Linked DNA regions of Homo sapiens: region 2 is linked to region 1. A link is a loop called in an ENCODE intact Hi-C map of the cell type or tissue named here. Cell type or tissue: CD4-positive, alpha-beta T cell. All regions are shown on one strand. Each heading gives the region's core, and the rest is flanking DNA. Links, peaks and the distances in the headings are about the cores only.

Evidence for each region. A loop is a pair of places that touch in the nucleus more often than their neighbours do. Peaks named below come from ENCODE experiments on the same cell type or tissue, not always from the same donor. Only the 100,000 strongest peaks of a DNase experiment are listed, where the experiment ranks them.
Region 2: it touches region 1 in a loop (2.3-fold over the local background); 3 of 110 quality-filtered maps call a loop at or near these places.

Annotation. Positions count from the first base shown.
Region 1 is chr1:151,149,488-151,158,790 of GRCh38, reverse strand. It overlaps TNFAIP8L2-SCNM1 (TNFAIP8L2-SCNM1 readthrough), which reads right to left and starts at 2,142. Exons shown (of 7, transcript NR_144937.2): 1 at 2,069-2,142. TNFAIP8L2 (TNF alpha induced protein 8 like 2) reads right to left here and starts at 2,142. Exons shown (of 2, transcript NM_024575.5): 1 at 2,069-2,142; 2 at 1-125. The coding sequence starts at 93. It also overlaps a transcript of LYSMD1 not described here. In CD4-positive, alpha-beta T cell, for the core only: CTCF peaks have their summits at 2,375 and 2,582 (motif pointing right); DNase peaks (open chromatin) are centred at 1,430, 2,170 and 2,600; H3K4me3 peaks cover 2,437 bases; H3K27ac peaks cover 2,250 bases.
Region 2 is chr1:150,618,575-150,625,854 of GRCh38, reverse strand. It overlaps ENSA (endosulfine alpha), which reads left to right. Exons shown (of 4, transcript NM_004436.4): 3 at 47-213; 4 at 2,996-3,730. The coding sequence ends at 3,011. Among named protein-coding and RNA genes, the nearest start is that of ENSA, 7.4 kb to the left of the region's middle. RefSeq lists a silencer at 2,908-3,202. In CD4-positive, alpha-beta T cell, for the core only: CTCF peaks have their summits at 3,923, 4,144 (motif pointing right), 5,653 and 5,858 (motif pointing left); DNase peaks (open chromatin) are centred at 4,174 and 5,844; H3K27ac peaks cover 1,351 bases.

The DNA.
Region 1 (9,303 bases), core at 221-5,220:
TATGAAGAGATGAGCCACAGAGCGACCCGCCATCTTACTCAGTAGCTTCTTCTCTGCTTGCAGTGCCAGGCTCTTTGAGCTGAAGGACTCCATGGGTCCTGGAGAGTGGGGTATGTGGTCAGTCACTAGAAGAAAGGCCACAGGCTTCCTTAGAAAGAGAGAAATGGCTTTTCCCTTTTCTGTTGCTTCTTTAGTTTCCATGTCATCATCATCTTTGTTTGTCATCCTCTCCGCCCCCTGGGGCCCCTCAGTCCTCTATGCCTTGCTCCTGCCTGCTTTTTCCCCTTAGTGCTGTAGCAAATCTTGACTCCAAAACAGCCCACGGGAGTGGCGATAGCCCCGGCTGGAGGAATGTGGGCACACGGGAGGCTAGCCTAGCACAAGTTACATCTCAAGGGGAAGTAGGCTGTTGCTGCTGCAGTGAAGACAGGGCTTACCTGACAGATAATTCTTTTTTTTTTTTTTTTTGAGACGGAGTCTTGCTTTGTCACCCAGGCTGGAGTGCAGTGGTGTGATCTCTGTTCACTGCAACCTCCACCTCCCGGGTTCAAGCTATTCTCCTGCCTCAGCTTCCCAAGTAGTTGGGATTACAGGCACCCACCACCACGCCCGGCTAATTTTTGTATTTTTAGTAGAGACAGCGTTTCACCATGTTGGCCAGACTGGTCTCGAACTCCTGACCTCATGATCTGCCCACCTCGGCCTCCCAAAGTGCCGGGAATACAGGCGTGAGCCACCACGCCCAGCCTGACAGAATTCTTACAGCTACCATTTTTGGACACTGACTCTGTGCCATATGTCTGTGTGGCATAGATATTACCATCCTTGTTTTACAGCTAAGCAAATGATACTTACATTAAGTAATTTACCCAAGATCAAACGCAACTCATTTTTTGGCCCCCAAAGCCAGTGGCAGCTAGTGCACTATACTTCCTTTAAAGTAAGAAGCATAAGCATCCCAGGAATCCTAATAGGAGTAATAACTAACATTTACTGAGAACCTACTATATGCAAGTGCTTTACGTCAGTCATCTTAGCCTTCCCAATCCTGTGTAAGGTTAGGGTAGGTATCCCCATTTTGCAATGAGAAAACTGAAGCGAAGAGAAATATAGCAATTTGGCCAAAGTCACTAGTAAATTATAAAGATGGGCTTCAAACCAAATAATCCAGAGAAACCTCCTTCCCCGGAATGCTCCCAGTGTGGTTAAAGCACACTGAGGAAGCACGAGAAGCCAACACCTCAAGAAGGGCAGGCAGTCCTGAAGGTCTGAGCCTTCTGCTACACTGAACTCAGGACCCTCTTGGTGGCATATCAGCTCCATGTGTCCAGGGTTCTCTCCCCATGGTCTTCGCCTGTGGTTCTTCTGGTTGTTTTGCTTCTTACTTCCCCCTCCTCTGCTCTGCAGGATGTGGCTGTGACCGCAGTGAGGAGCAGCCTCGCCCTCTCCCCCAAACCAAAATGGGAGTCTGAAGAGGCAGAGGAGGTGGAGACTGTGGGGGTTTTTTTCCCCAGCTGAATCCTTCCAGTGGAAACCTGAACCTTGCTTTGCTCCCAGCTTGCCTTGGGGCTTTCTGGACCATGCTCCCCAGCCGGAAGAGGAGATTGCTCCATGTGAGCCTTCCTTCCTCCTTGGCCTTCCTGTTACCCAGCTCTCCATTGCCCCCATTGCCGTCTCACATTTATTCCGCTGTCTTCTCCCTCTCTCCCTGTTTCAGTCTCCCTTTTTCTCTTGTCTGGGTCCTCCCTATGATCCTCTGGCCTGGCCATACTCTCCCTCTGGCCCTTACCCATCTATCTCCTTGTTTCCTAAGATTTCCTTGCATTTCGCACACATCCATATGGATGTGGATCCACCTGCATCCCTCAGCCCTGCCCCCACCGCATCCAAAACCAGGTCTTTCAGAGGCTGCCTTGCCACCAGAAAAACTAAGCTAAGCTCTACAAAGGACCCAAGAATTGTACAAGCGAGAGTTTCACAATATGAAAAGCTAAGACTGAAAGAGCTAGAGATTCCTCTGCCACCATTACCCCTAAAGTCTACCATTCTGTCACTGCCGGTCCCTCACCTGCTGTGCTGGGTGCCAGTCTTGCCTTGGATGTTCCCGGAAAGCTTACAGAATGGAGAAGCTTCACTTAGTGTGAGAGCCCTTTGGCTTGGCCCCACCCCTTGAGCCCCGCCTACCTACTCTCTGCTTAACCTCCGGTTCATCACTTCTGTCACCAAGAAGGCCTATGGCCCAAGAGCAACCTAGAAATAAGACAAAGGTCAAAAAGAGTGGAATTCTGTTGGAAATAGTCTCAATTCTTTGAAGGGGGGAAAGGGATTTGCATCCTCCACTCTCAAATTGCTTCTTTCTTTTCTTGCTGCCCAGTTCCTGAAGATCCTGTCCTTACATTTCTACAGTACTGGGAAGGATGTAAAGCCCAAATTTCTGGGGTAGGAGGTCAGTGGGAAAAGTTCTGAAGATTGAAAGGTGGTGCTGTGGGGCAAGTATTTAATATATTATTCCAGTGATTGCCAGGTAAGAGCACAGACTGTCACAACCCTTAATACTGAAGGGAGGAAGGTGCTGGGACCAGGGCTGCTGCACCACAGGTGACCAGCAGGTGCCAGCACAGCACTGAATCACTAGCGTAGAGGAACAAGCCTACTGAGTTGCCTTTTTTTTTTTTTTTTTTTTTTTTTTTGAGACAGAGTTTTGCTCTTGTTGCCCAGGCTGGAGTGCAATGGGGTGATCTCGGCTCACTGCAACCTCTGCCTCCCGGGTTCAAGTGATTCTCCTGCCTCAACCTCCCAAGTAGCTGAAATTACAGGCCTGTGCCACCATGCCTGGCTTATTTTGTATTTTTAGTAGAGACGGTTTCACCATGTTGGCCAGGATCGTCTTGAACTCCTGACCTCAGGTGATCCACCTTGGCCTTCCAGAGTGCTGGGATTACAGGTGTGAGCCAACGCACCCCGCAGGGCCTACTGAGTAGGCTACTGTAGTAGCTACTTTGTAGCTGCTAAAGGGATACAAAATGAGGGGAAGCCACAATTGGGTTTTGTTTGTTTGTTTGTTGTTTTGTTTTTGAGATAGGGTCTCACTCTGTCGCCCAGGCCACAGTGCAGTGGCATCATCACAGCTGACTGCAGCCTTGACCTCCTGGGCTCAAGAGCTCTTCCTACTTCAGCCTCCCAAGTAGCTGGGACCAGAGGCTCACAAGCCTTCCTTTTTTTTGTAGAGAGGAGGGTCTAACTATGTTGCCCAGGCTGAACTTCTAAGCTCAAGCAATCCTCCTACCTTAGTCTCCCAAAGTGTTGGGATTACAGGCGTGAGCCACTGCACCCATCCTGGAAGTCACAGTTGTTGAATGAGACAAAAACACTTGCTATCAAGAATCTTATGGGGAATCTGGCGAGGGAAATAAGCTTAAACATAAAGAACAGTAATACTAGTCAAACAATGCCATTAACTTTAATGGAGATTTAAATAATTTTGAGAGTAAAGAAGCTTAATTATGATAGGGCTGAAGAGGTAGACTTGGAAAGATAGATTCAACTACTTAATAGCCAGAGATGGGGAAGAAGTCCCAGATGATGGGGACGGCATAAGCACATGCAGGAAAAAAACAAAATACAGGACGTTCTCAGGAAGTGGTGATTTATGTCTGGAATGTAAGTTGTTTGAGAGATAAGTGAAGAAGGAAAAAGATCAGATCATGGCAAACTTTAAAAAAGTTGCCCCAGGCCGGGCGCGGTGGCTCATGACTGTAATCCCAGCACTTTGGGAAGCCAAGGTGGGTGGATCACCTGAGGTCAGAAGTTTGAGACCAGCCTGGCCAACGTGGTGAAACCCTGTCTCGGCTGGGCATGGTGGCTCACACCTGTAATCCCAGCACTTTGGGACACCGAGGTGGGCGGATCACGAGGTTAGGAGATCAAGACCATCCTGGCTAACATGGTGAAACCCCATCTCTACTAAAAATACAAAAATTAGCTGGGCATGATGGCACATGCCTGTAGTCCCAGCTACTCGGGAAGCTGAGGCAGGAGATTCGCTTGAACCAGGGAGGCAGAGGTTGTAGTGAGCCGAGATCGCGCCTCTGCCCTCCAGCCTGGTGATAGAGTGAGACTCGGTCTCCAAAAAAAGAAAAGAAAAAAGAAAAAGAATAAAGGGAATAAAAATATAAGAAGATGCAAATACAATAATAACTTCTGGATTCAGAATTCTGCTACCTAGTCTTTACCTGTTTTCCTCTCCAGCTTCAGACTCCCCTCCCTCCCTCCCTTCCTTCCTCTCTCTCTCTCTTTCTTTCTTTTTTTTTTTGACAGAGTCTTGCTCTGTCCCTGTCACCCAGGCTGGAGTGCAGTGATGCGATTTCAGCTCACTGCAACCTCTGCCTCCCAGGTTCAAGTGATTCTCCTGCCTCAGCCTCCTGAGCAGCTGGGATTACACTGCCACCACACCTGACTAATTTTTGAATTTTTAGTAGAGACAGGGTTTCGCCATGTTGGCCAGGCTGGTCTCGAACTCCTGGCCTCAGGCTATCTGCCCATCTTGGCCTCCCAAAGTGCTGGGATTACAGGCATGAGCCATAGCGCCCGTCTGTAATTTGTGATTTTATTAACTGTCTACCCACTAAGCTCAGATTATCTTTTAGTGTCTACACAGTGCTTGGCACATACTGTGGTCAATAAATATGTGCTGAAAGAATAAAGTCAAAACATATCCAAGAACCAGGATATGAGGGGAAAATGGTAGTAACATAGGAGTCACATGTTATAATGTTCATTTACTTCATTCATGGGGAAGTCTTTTATTTTCTCTCTCATTTTTTTTTTTTTCTTCAATTGAGACAGAGTCTCACTCTGTCGCCCAGGGTGGAGTGCAGTGGTGCAATCTCGGCTCACTGCAACCTCTGCCTCCCGGGTTCAACTGATTCTCTGCCTCAGCCTCCTGAGTAGCTGGGATTTCAAGCACCCACTGCCATGCCTGGCTAATTTTTGTATTTTTAGTAGAGACGGGGTTTCTACCATCTTGGCCAGGCTGGTCTTGAACTCCTGACATCGTGATCCACCCACCTCAGCCTCCCAAAGTGCTGGGATTACAGGCATGAGCCACCACACCTGGCCAAGAACAATTTTTTTTTCGAGATGGAGTCTCGCTCTGTCACCCAGGCTGGAGTGCAGCGGCGTGATCTCGGCTCACTGCAACCTCCACCTCCCGGATTCAAGCAATTCTCCTGCCTTAGCCTCCCGAGTAGCTGGGATTACAGGCATGTGCCACCATGCCCAGCTAATTTTTTTGTATTTTAAGTAGAGATGGGGTTTCACCATATTGGCCAGGCTGGTCTCGAACTCCTGACCTTGTGATCCACCCACCTCGACCTCCCAAAGTGCTGGGATTACAGGCGTGAGCCACTGCGCCTGGCCACAAATTTTTTTTAGAGATAGGGTCTTGCTATCTTGCCCAGGCTGGAGTACAGTGGCTCACACTGCTCACTGCAGCCTTGGACTCCTGGACTCAAACAGACCTCCTGCCTCAATCTCCCAAAGTGCTGAGATTACAGGAGTGAGTCACTGTGTACCCTGGCCAAATGACGGTATCTTAAATGTGCAAAACACTTTTGAATTTGCAAAATGTTTCACCTACAGGATCTTATTTGATCCTAAGAAGTAGGCAGGAAGGTAGTATGTCCACTTACAGAAGACAGAATCAGACTTAGAGATAAGTAGTTTATCCAAAGCCATACTCCAGAGATGAATCTAGCTAAGTCTCAATGACTTTCAATGGTGCTCTTTCCACTGTATAATCTACAGGAAGTGAATAGTACTTTTTTGAGCAATTTCTACTTTGAAGCAAAATGAAGATATTTTGCACTTAATTGGATAAACTTCAGTTATTTGGAAAAGTATTCAGGATGGAACAGTCCGATGTTTGTTTTAGGTGAGGTTTTACCATGGTTAAGATCAATACTCTCATATCAGTTCAGAAAGAGTAAGTTTAGTGTGATTTAAAGCAGTCAAGTAAGTCAGCCTGACATAGCTGGAGATAGTTCACAGCTTTTACTCTTTTTTTGTTTGGGGTATTTATTTATTTATTTATGAGATCGAGTCTCACACTGTCGCCCAGGCTGGAGTGCAGTGGCATGATCTCGGCTCACTGCAACCTCTGCCTCCTGGGTTCAAGTGATTCTCCTGCCTCAGCCTCCCAAGTAGCTGGGATTACAGGCGCGCACCCCCACGCCCGGCTAATTTTTGTATTTTTAGTAGAGACGGGGTTTCACTATGTTGGCCAGGCTGGTCTTGAACTCCTGACCTCATGATTCGCCCAGCTCGGCCTCCCGAAGTGCTGGGATTACAGGTGTGAACCACCGTGCCTGTCCTATTTTTATTTATTTACTTTTTTGAGATGGAGTCTCACTCTGTCGCCCAGGCTGGAGTGCAGTGGCACGATCTCGGCTCACTGCAACCTCTGCCTCCCAGGTTCAAGCTATTCTCCTGCCTCAGCCTCCTGAGTAGCTGGGATTACAGGCGCGCGCTACCACGCCCAGCTAATTTTTTGTATTTTTAATCGACACGGGGTTTCACCATGTTAGCCAGGATGGTCTCGATCTCCTGACCTCATGATTCGCCTGCCTTGGCCTCCCAAAATGCTGGGATTACAGAAATGAGCCACCATACCTGGCTTGTTTTTTTTTTGTTTTTGTTTTTTGTTGTTGTTGTTGTTTTTCCTCTGAGCCATAGGATGTTTGTTTGTTTTTAATCTTTGATGCATTTATTTCTTCCTCTACTTACTGTATGCCAGGCATTACAATTAAGTGCTGGGGATAAAAAGATAAAAGACAAGCTTCCTGTCTTTTTTTTTTTTTTTTTAAGATGGAGTTTCGCTCTTGTTGCTCAGGCCAGAGTGCAATGGCGCGATCTTGCCTCATGGCAACCTCCACCTCCCGGGTTCAAGTGATTCTCCTGCCTCAGCCTCCTGAGTAGCTGGGACTACAGGCGCCCGCCACCATGCCCGGCTAATTTTGTATTTTTAGTAGAGACGGGGTTTCTCTATGTCGGTCAGGCTGGTCTTGAACTCCCAACCTTAGGTGATCTGCCCACCTTAGCCTCCCAAAGTGCTGGGATTATAGGTGTGAGCCACTGCGCCTGGCTACTTCCTGTCTTTAGACTAAGTGGTAAACATGAAAAATCCAAATGGAAGTATCCAATAAGCAATTGTATACATGAGTCTAGAACTCAGGAGAAAGACCTGAGTTGAACACCTAGATTTTATGGTAAGCAACATATAAACAGTTTATTGTGGCCGGGCGCAGTGGCTCACACCTGTAATCCCAGCACTTTGGGAGGCCCAGGCGGGCGGATCATGAGGTCAGAAGATCGAGACCATCCTGGCTAACACGGTGAAACCCTGTGTCTACTGAAAATACAAAAAAAAAAAAAAAATTAGCTGGGCATGGTGGCAGGTGCCTGTAGTCCCAGCTACTCTGGAGGCTGAGGCAGGAGAATGGTGTGAACCCGGGAGGCGGAACTTGCAGTGAGCCGAGTGAGCCACTGCACTCTAGCCTAGGTGACAGAGGGAGACTCATCTCAAAACAAAACAAAACAAAACAGTTTATTGTAACTGTTGGTTTTGTAACTGTTCTCATTGTCGGATTATCTTGACCAATGAGAATGGGTAGAGAAGAAAGAGGTGGCTAAGGACATGACCATAGGGAACACCAGCATTTAGAGAGGTCAGAGAAGGCTAAGAAAGGTCATATTAGGCTGGGTGTGGTGGCTCACACCTGTAATCCCAACACTTTGGAGGCTGAGGTGGGCAGATCGCTTGAGGTCAGGAGTTCGAGACCAGCCTGGCCAACATGGCGAAACCCTGTCTCTACTAAAAATATAAAAATTAGCTGGGCGTGGTGGTGGGCGCCTGTAATCCCAGCTACTCGGGAGGCTGAGATGGAGAAGCGCTTGAACCCAGGAGGTGGAGGTTGCAGTGAGTGAGCCAAGATTATGCTACTGCACTCCAGCCTGGGGCGACAGAGTGAGTCTCTGTCTCAAAAAAAAAAAAAAAAGAAAAGAAAAGAAAAGAAAAGCCATATTAATAGAAGTGAAACTATCCATTCATTAAAAATACATATTTATTAAGCCCCTAGTCTTTGTTAAGAGAAAGAGGGACCTCAGGAGCCAAAAGAAGAAAGCATTTCAAGGAGGGGGGAGTCAACAGGTCAAATGGCACAGAGAGGGCAAAAGGATAAAGACTGAAGAGTTGTTCATTGAATGTGACCAGGAGGTCGTTGGTGGCCTTAATGAGAGCAATCTCAGTGGACTGATGGGGACAAAAACTAAAATGATTGAGAATGAGAATCATGAAAATGGATATAGCAAGTATAGGTAACTCTAGAAGCTTAGTTATGAAGGGAAGAGAAATCGAGTGATGACTGGGTGCAGACAAGGATCAAGAGAAAGTTTGGAATGTTTTCCTTTTAATCATGGGAATTACTTGAGCATGTGTATATGCTAAGGGGAAAATATCAGTAGAAAAGGACAGGTTAAGACTGGGAATGGTGGCTGACGCCGGTAATCCCAGCAGTTCGAGAGGCCGAGGCAGGAGAATCACTTGAGCCTAGGAGTTCAAGACCAGCCTGGGCAACACAATGAGACTCTGCCTCTATTTTTTTTTTAAGTTAATACTTTCTGTGTGCAGGCACTATGCTACAAGGAAAGGATACAGTGTTGAGCAAGATAGACAACCAGGGACTGCATACAACTTACAGTAAAGTCATAGGTGAACCTTCGACAGGTGATACGGATGGCATTCACTAGGATGAGAGAGACATGATGCAGGTAAGTATATCTGTAGGGAGCAAAAAGTTGGTGGAATTCTCACTTTATTATCTCTGTTTTCTCTGAAGACGGATGAGGGTTTTCCTGAGATGAACAAGGAAATGGTAAGGAAAGGAACTTGCAAAAAAAGGAGGAAGTTTGAAATATCTCCCTGGGGATTGGAAGAGAGTGCTTTTCCAATCCAATCTGTGGGACTGTGTGATTTCCTTTTTTTGAGATGGAGTCTCGCTCTGTTGCCCAGGCTGGAGTGCAGTGGTGCGATCTCGGCTCACTGCAAGCTCCGCCTCCTGGGTTCAAGCAATTCTCCTGCCTCAGCCTCCCCAGTAGTTGGGACTACAGGCGCACACCGCCACGCCCGGCTAATTCTTTTTATTTTAGTAGAGACGGGGTTTCACTGTTGTTGCCCAGGCTGGTCTCGAACTCCTGAGCTCAGGCAATCCACCCGCCTCAGCCTCCCAAAGTGCTAGGATTACAGGC
Region 2 (7,280 bases), core at 1,865-6,864, 530 kb after region 1:
GAAGGCCAGAGTCCTCACTCACCTAAACCTCCCTCTTATCTCTTAGCAAAAGTACTTTGACTCAGGAGACTACAACATGGCCAAAGCCAAGATGAAGAATAAGCAGCTGCCAAGTGCAGGACCAGACAAGAACCTGGTGACTGGTGATCACATCCCCACCCCACAGGATCTGCCCCAGAGAAAGTCCTCGCTCGTCACCAGCAAGCTTGCGGGGTAACCTGAGCCCCCCTCTCCTCCCCTTCCTCAACCACTGGACGTTTATATATTATAGGCAGGGATGAAATGGGCACCTAGTCAGATCTTCTCAGCTTGCTAGCCAGAAATGACTGTGATTCTGCTGGGGGCTGCTGAGAAGGTAATGTAGGTTGAAAAGGGGCTCTAAGTTTATTTATTTCGTTAGATTGACACTTCCACACACTCCCTGTAGTCCAGGTAGGGCCCAGAAATAGGAAAGGCTAGGATTGGATAATGCTGCAAATGCTTTTTTTGTGTGAGAAACTGGAGAGATGTGATTTCTCCTTTTGGGAGAGAATGTCCCAAAATTGATTAGGCTGAGCCTTGGGAATAGTTTGGCAGGTTTAACATCCCAAGGCTAACCTAACGTAGTTGGGAAAGGTAGATTGAATGAGACATGTTTTCTGTGCTTCTAAGTGTTCTGTCCCTTAGGCTGCTATTGCTTCATGTTTCCATTATGGCAGGTTTAGAGAATCCTTAAAAAGAAAAATTGACTTGCTTGCCTAAAACTACAGTGCCCCCTTAGCCTCCATTACTTAGTATCTCTTACAGTTTGCTCTGGCTCTCAAATAATATAAAGATTGATGAACATTATTCACAGAAAATGGGCACCTTCTCTCTCTCTTCCAGCATGTTGCTTTTGAAAGTATCATGGGATAGTGGGACGAGCACTGGTTTAGGAGTCAAGATATCTGGGTTCTCACTCTACTCAGTCCCAGCAGAGCTGTTGTATAACCTTGATTAAGTCATTTAGCCTCTCTGGATTTCTATTTCCTCATCTGTAAAATAGAGTTAAATGTATGTAAGATTGATTCTGATTCTGAAGTCTTAACTGCCAGCAGAAAAACTCCATACTGTTCATTGTAAAACTAAAAGTGAGGAAGGCTCGTGGGTGGTGAACCTCTGCTCTGTAATACTGGGAAAGTACTACAGAGGGGAACCATTTGAGGGATACATGAGGAGAGAGTAAATTGAGGTTTGGGGATTATAAATTCAGGCAAGAGAACCTTATAGATATCACAGTCTTGAGGGTCAAAAAAAAATACTTAGGAAGCTAGCCATGGAAGCTTCTTGCCTCTGACCCAGCCCACTTTCCCAGCCTACCTCTGGGCCTTAGCTGCTAAAAAGCTTCTCTGGCAGCGGAGCTGCAGGCCTGAGGAAACATGCTCAGTCATGCACATGTGTTGACCCATGTTTCAGATGCAGTCTGATGCCAGGTATATTGTTAGGGAAAGAGGAAGAAGGGTAAACTGAGCTAGCCCCTGGGGCTGAGTACTCCTGCAGGGCTGGAGGAACAGGTTCTTAGAAGATGATTCACCTTGGAGGAAGCTGGGGAAAGTGGTTAGGGAGGGAGAGGAGGAAGACTGAGAAATCTCTGCATCCCCAGAACTCAGCAACCCAGCTCTTTTATCATGAGGAGAGGTAGCCATGCTGACTCATGAACAGGTGGAGGAAAGGGGTTGCAGGTGACCAGCATCTTCAATCTAGTTACCACCAGCTTGGCTAGAATTTTATTGAACGCAACTTGCTAGTTATGACAGAGAGGACCAGGGTGAGAACTAATGCTCAAGAGAGCAAGATTCTGTAATCCTCTTGCCCTCTCACATCACAAATTCTGATATGCCAAACATTTGGCCCAATGAGAATGACTGATAGACTTGCTGATGTGCATGTGGGGGGATGAGGTGTGTATATGCCTTTCTCCTGACTGGCCATTCAGTGTTCAGGCTGTCATTCAAATTGGATAGGAGAAAGTTGGTGAGGAAGGAATGGAGAGAGCAGGATCCCTGGACTCCCTGGTCCCCAAACTCCTTGACTGTCACTTGTAATTGTATATAATTTTTGTGTTTCTTGCTCCATTTCCTCATGCTGTCATCCTTAAAGTCCATCTGGGAAGGGGAAAATGCTGAACACCATTGTATAGTTTCTTCAACTGTCCCAGCCATGTTGTACATAGATATGTCATGTTATTATATATATAAATATATATATAATTTTGTACGTTTTCTTCATCTCCGATCTTCTCAAATTCTGTACTTTTTTTCTTTTCTGTCTGAGCTGCCTTCTCTATCATTCAGCTTGAGTCCTCAAGACTACTGGTCACAATGAGTCTGATTTTTAGGAAGGAATAGGAGGAGCAGGGAAATCAGAAAAACTGTTGGTCTCACTCTGTCTCTCTACCTGGTCATCTTCAAGGCTAAGAAAACAAACAAGCTACATTCTGTATTTGCCAGTTTCCACAGCATGAAGTACATAGCTTCCTTAGCAAGGAGTGGTCATTCCAAAATCCAAATGCAAATTGCTTTGATTAAACCTAGATTATTAAATCCATTCAGAACAGCATGTGTGTGGTCTGGTTCTGGCCTCCACACAGTCACCACCTCATCTCTGTGCTACCTCAGTCTTTGCAAGTAGCTGTGGCCATGCCTCTGAAACAGCCTGCTCTGAGCCAGGCAGCTTACCCACCTGGAAACCTCCAGTTATTTTGATCTTATCTAAAGAATTATTTTTCTATGTTTGTTATCCATGGATATCCCAGAAAGGCAGATAACGTTGTTTCGTGGATAGGAAAAGACTGAAATTCTATTTTTTGATTTTTTTTGCAACTCCCTTATGGATAGGATTGAGACATGCCAGGTAGCCTAATGGTTGTTAAATGTGGAGGAATCATGGGGTAGAGACTGGGTTGGAGTTCAGGGTTTTTTTCCCCTATTACTTGACAGTGTTGTTTTTTTTTTTTTTCTTCTGTGTTCGTCCGCAGTGGCCAAGTTGAATGATGCTGCCCGGGGCTCTGCCAGATCCTGAGACGCTTCCCCTCCCTGCCCCACCCGGGTCCTGTGCTGGCTCCTGCCCCTTCCTGCTTTTGCAGCCAGGGGTCAGGAGGTGGCTCGGGTGTGGGCTGGAGAGGCAGAAGCCCTTTCCTGTTGGTGTCCCAGCACATGGAGCCCCTTGGGCTGAGCACCAAGACCTTGAACCTTTTTTGTTTTACCTTTTTTCCAAATAACAGTTGGGAGAAATATCAATGAAATTCTGGGGGTGGGGGTGGGGTTGAAAGGGTGGGGTGGGAGATATGGAGGAGTATGAATTAGGGCTTGGAGTTGGTAAAAACATTCCTGACTATCCTTCTTAACCACGTGGCTGATGTGGGGTAGGTATGAGGGGAAGGAAGTGGAGTAGCCTAATGAAAAGGGGTTCTAGTTGAGCTCTGTAGATAAATGCCTTGTTTCAGTGTGGTTGGAGACCTGGTGTCAGATAAAAGAAACTCCATCCGCACAGACAGATGCAAACAGCTCCTCTAGTTCTGCAGAGCTAGTTGAGAACTCAACATTAATCATTTTAAAAAGTACTGTCCTTGAAATAGATTTGCTGTGGGAAGAAGGGCAGTGAGTGTGGGAGAAAGGAGCCGTGAGCGTGGGGAACCCCACAGAGCCCAAAGGACTTTTTCAGTATTCGAAATAAACAAAACAAAAACCCATGAAAAAACCCAACCCAGAAATATTCTGAAGCAGTTGGTGTGTTTTATTGGGGTTTGGGAGGGGGAAGAAAACAATACTGAAGACATTGTTAATGTGAGATGCGGCTGAGTTCCCCAATACCATCACTTAGGAAAGGGAGCAGGAATGTTGGCATAAACCTTGCCCATCCCTTTGTTTCTGTAACCAATGTAGAAGGTGCATCAACCTCAGTTTGTGGCTCACAAAATGAGGCATTTAAGATATTTGATCTAAATGGTTTCTTGACACCTAAGCCTAGTCCAGGTTTAGCAGAAAAGGAGGCCCAGTCTCCTTTTCCCTCTGTCTTCCATTCCTTTTCAAGTTCCCATGTTTGTGAGGGAGAAATGTGACAAACCAAAAGAAATATATTATTTCTTTGTAATAAGCCAAAAGAAACTCAAGTCTTTCTGCTGGTGGCCAGCAGGAGGCAGAGTGATTTCTTTCCTCATGATGTGCCAATCTGCATTGCTGGAAACCTGCTACTGAAAGAAGTTAAAAGCTGCCTGTGAATGTAACGTACAAAAGAAAGGTTACCAAAGGAGAAAAAACTCCAGCGGGTGTACGGTGGCTCACGCCTATAATTCCAGCACTTTGGGAGGCCAAGGTGGGTGGATCACTTGAGGTCAGGAGTTTGAGACCAGCCTAGCCAACATGGTGAAACCCCATCTCTACTAAAAATACAAAAATTAGCCGGGCGTGGCGGCACATGCCTATAATCCCACTTACTTGGGAGGCTGAGGTAGGAGAATCGCTTGAACCCAGGAGGCAGAGTTTGCAGTGAGCCGAGATTGTGCCATTGCACTCCAGCCTGGGCGACAGAGCGAGACTCCATCTAAAAAAAATAAATGAATAAAATAAAACAAGTACAAATTTAAACTAGAGACACAAGTTAATGGTGTTTATTGTGGTGGGGTTAGTGAGCCATCCCATGATTTCCTCCTGAGTATGTTATCCCTGGTTTGTGTTTGCCAGCTGGGGAATGAGGTGAGGTCTATGAGGCTGAATGTGGGATCATTCAATTTCTTTCTTTCTTTCTTTTTTTTTTTTTTTTTAGAGGCAGGATCTTGCTCAGTCACCCAGAATGGAGTGCAGGGTGCAAACACTCACTGTAGCCTCAACCTCCTGGGCTCAAGTAATCTTCCCATCTCAGCCTCCCAAGTAGCTGGGACTACAAGCACACACCACCACACCTGGCTAATTATTTTTTGTAGAGATGAGGATTCACCATGTTGTCCAGGTGAGTCTCAGAACACAGGCTTAAGCACTCTTCCCATCTCAGCCTCCCAAAGTGCTGGGATTACAGGCATAAGCCACTGCGCCTGGCTGAGAATATATTTTCATCCTTTCTTTTGTAGAGAGGATCTCGTTTTGTTGTGTAGGCTGCTCCTGAACTCCTGGCCTCAAGCAGTCTTTCCACCTCAGCCTCCCAAAGTGCAGGGATTACAGGTGTGAACCACTACACCCAGCAGTTAGTGCAATTTCATTTTAATACAAGTGAGGAAATTAAGGTATAGAGATAAGTTACTTGTAAAGTAGAAAAGCTAGTTAGCTGAAGAGCTTGAGTTAGTATCTTAGGCTTTTATATTATTTCTTCCCACTATTCCTGGCTTCCCTGGTCCTCAATTTTAATTTGTGGCCTTAAGAAGCCTGGGGTGCCAAAAATGTTTGGGGCTATCTGTATTTCATGTTACTCCTTAGCCTTTTTTTTTTCCTTTTAGTTCTTCACCACTGCACACTTGGCAGGATGTATCCCATTTTAAAACTTGACAGTCCATCTCCTTCACTCCCATACTGTAGGGCTAGGCAAGCAAAGCAAACTGATTCTGCAATGCTTCTAATAGTTATTCCTGCTCATTATTTTAGCTAGATGTATTCTAAAGTCTTTATCCCAAAGAGTTGAATCAAAGGTTCTTCCACTCCTCCAACCTGATTGTGCTGACAAGCCACTAAGCTGAGCCATCTAATATACAGGGTGGCAGGGATGAAGTCACCGTTACTGTCCAACAGCTTTTATTTTAAGCTGGTGTGGGCTGGGCATATCAAAGACAGGCAAAGAAAAATAACTTGGAGAGTTGCCATTGAGGATATATCCACAGTGAGCCAACAGCACCCACACAAGCAGCCCTCGTCTGTATAATGCCCTCTACTGGGTCTTGAGGGAGATTAAAAAGAAAGATCTCTTCCATCCTGGGGAACCTGAGATATGACAGCAGCACACAAATACAGGCAGATTTATAGTTCTAAGCAGAGTTCCAGTAGCTAAGCTAAGGGAAGGAGAGTCAGGAGATAAGCTGTTAGCTGAATTTTATTAAAGACAGATGACTTCACTAGTAAAGATAAAGTGGGACCTCCCGTGGTTGGGCTGCAATATTTTAAGTCCCAAGTGACTGCTGAATACTCGCTTTGCAGTTGGAAAAATAAGCTGTTTTTGGCCAGATAAACAGTGTAAGAGGTCATCTCTGCTCTAGAGGAACATGTAACCTAATTGAGACACTTCTACATATAATGCAAGATAGCATATGGTTAGTCAAGTAGTAGAATTCTGAGAAGAGAAAATCTGACTGGACTCATTAGGTAAACATAAGTGGTGGAAATGGACATTTAACTGGGCCTTGAAAGGTGGGTAGTATTTAAACAGTGCAGTTACTTAATAAGTGTCCACAATATGCCTGGCATTGTGCTAAAATACAAGGTAAATTGTATGTGGCTGCCTCTTTCAAGGAGATTACATTGTAGTGGTGACCTACACATGAAGAAATCATATTACAGTGTTAAACTTACAGCAGTGGTGGTCTAGCTATACAGAGGAATAGGGACAAGTAATTAATTAATAATAGTTGCTTTTTTTTTTTTTTTTTTCTGAGACAGAGTCTCACTTCGTCACTGGAGTGTAGTGGTGTGATCTTGGCTCACTGGAACCTCCACCTCTGGGTTCAAGTGATTCTGCCTCACCCTACGGAGTAGCTGGGATTACAGGCATGTGCCACCATGCCCTGCTAATTTTTGTATTTTTGGTAGAGATGGTGTATCACCATGTTGGCCAGGCCAGTCTTGAACTCCTCACCTCAAGTGATCCACCCACCTCAGCCTCCCAAAGTGCTGGGATTGCAGGCTTGAGCCACTGCTCCTGGCCTGTTGGTTTTTTTTTCTTTTTAAGACAGAGTCTCACTCTTGTCGCCCAGGCTGGAGTGCAGTAGTGAGATCTCAACTCACTGCAACCTCTGCCTCCTGGGTTCAAGCTATTCTCCTGCCTCAGCCACCTGAGTAGCTGGGATTACAGGTGACTGCCACCACACCTGGCTAATTTTTGTACTTTTAGTAGAGACGGGGTTTCGCCATGTTGCCCTGGCTGGTCTTGAACTCCTGACCTCAGGTGATCCACCTGCCTCAGCCTCCCAAAGTGCTAGGATTACAGATGTGAGCCACCGCGCCTGGCTGTGGTTTTTTGTTTTTGTTTTTTGTTTTGTTTTGTTTTGTTTTTGAGGCAAGGTCTTGCTCTGTTGCCCAAGCTGGAGTGCAGTGGTGTGATCTCAGCTCACTGCAACCTCCACC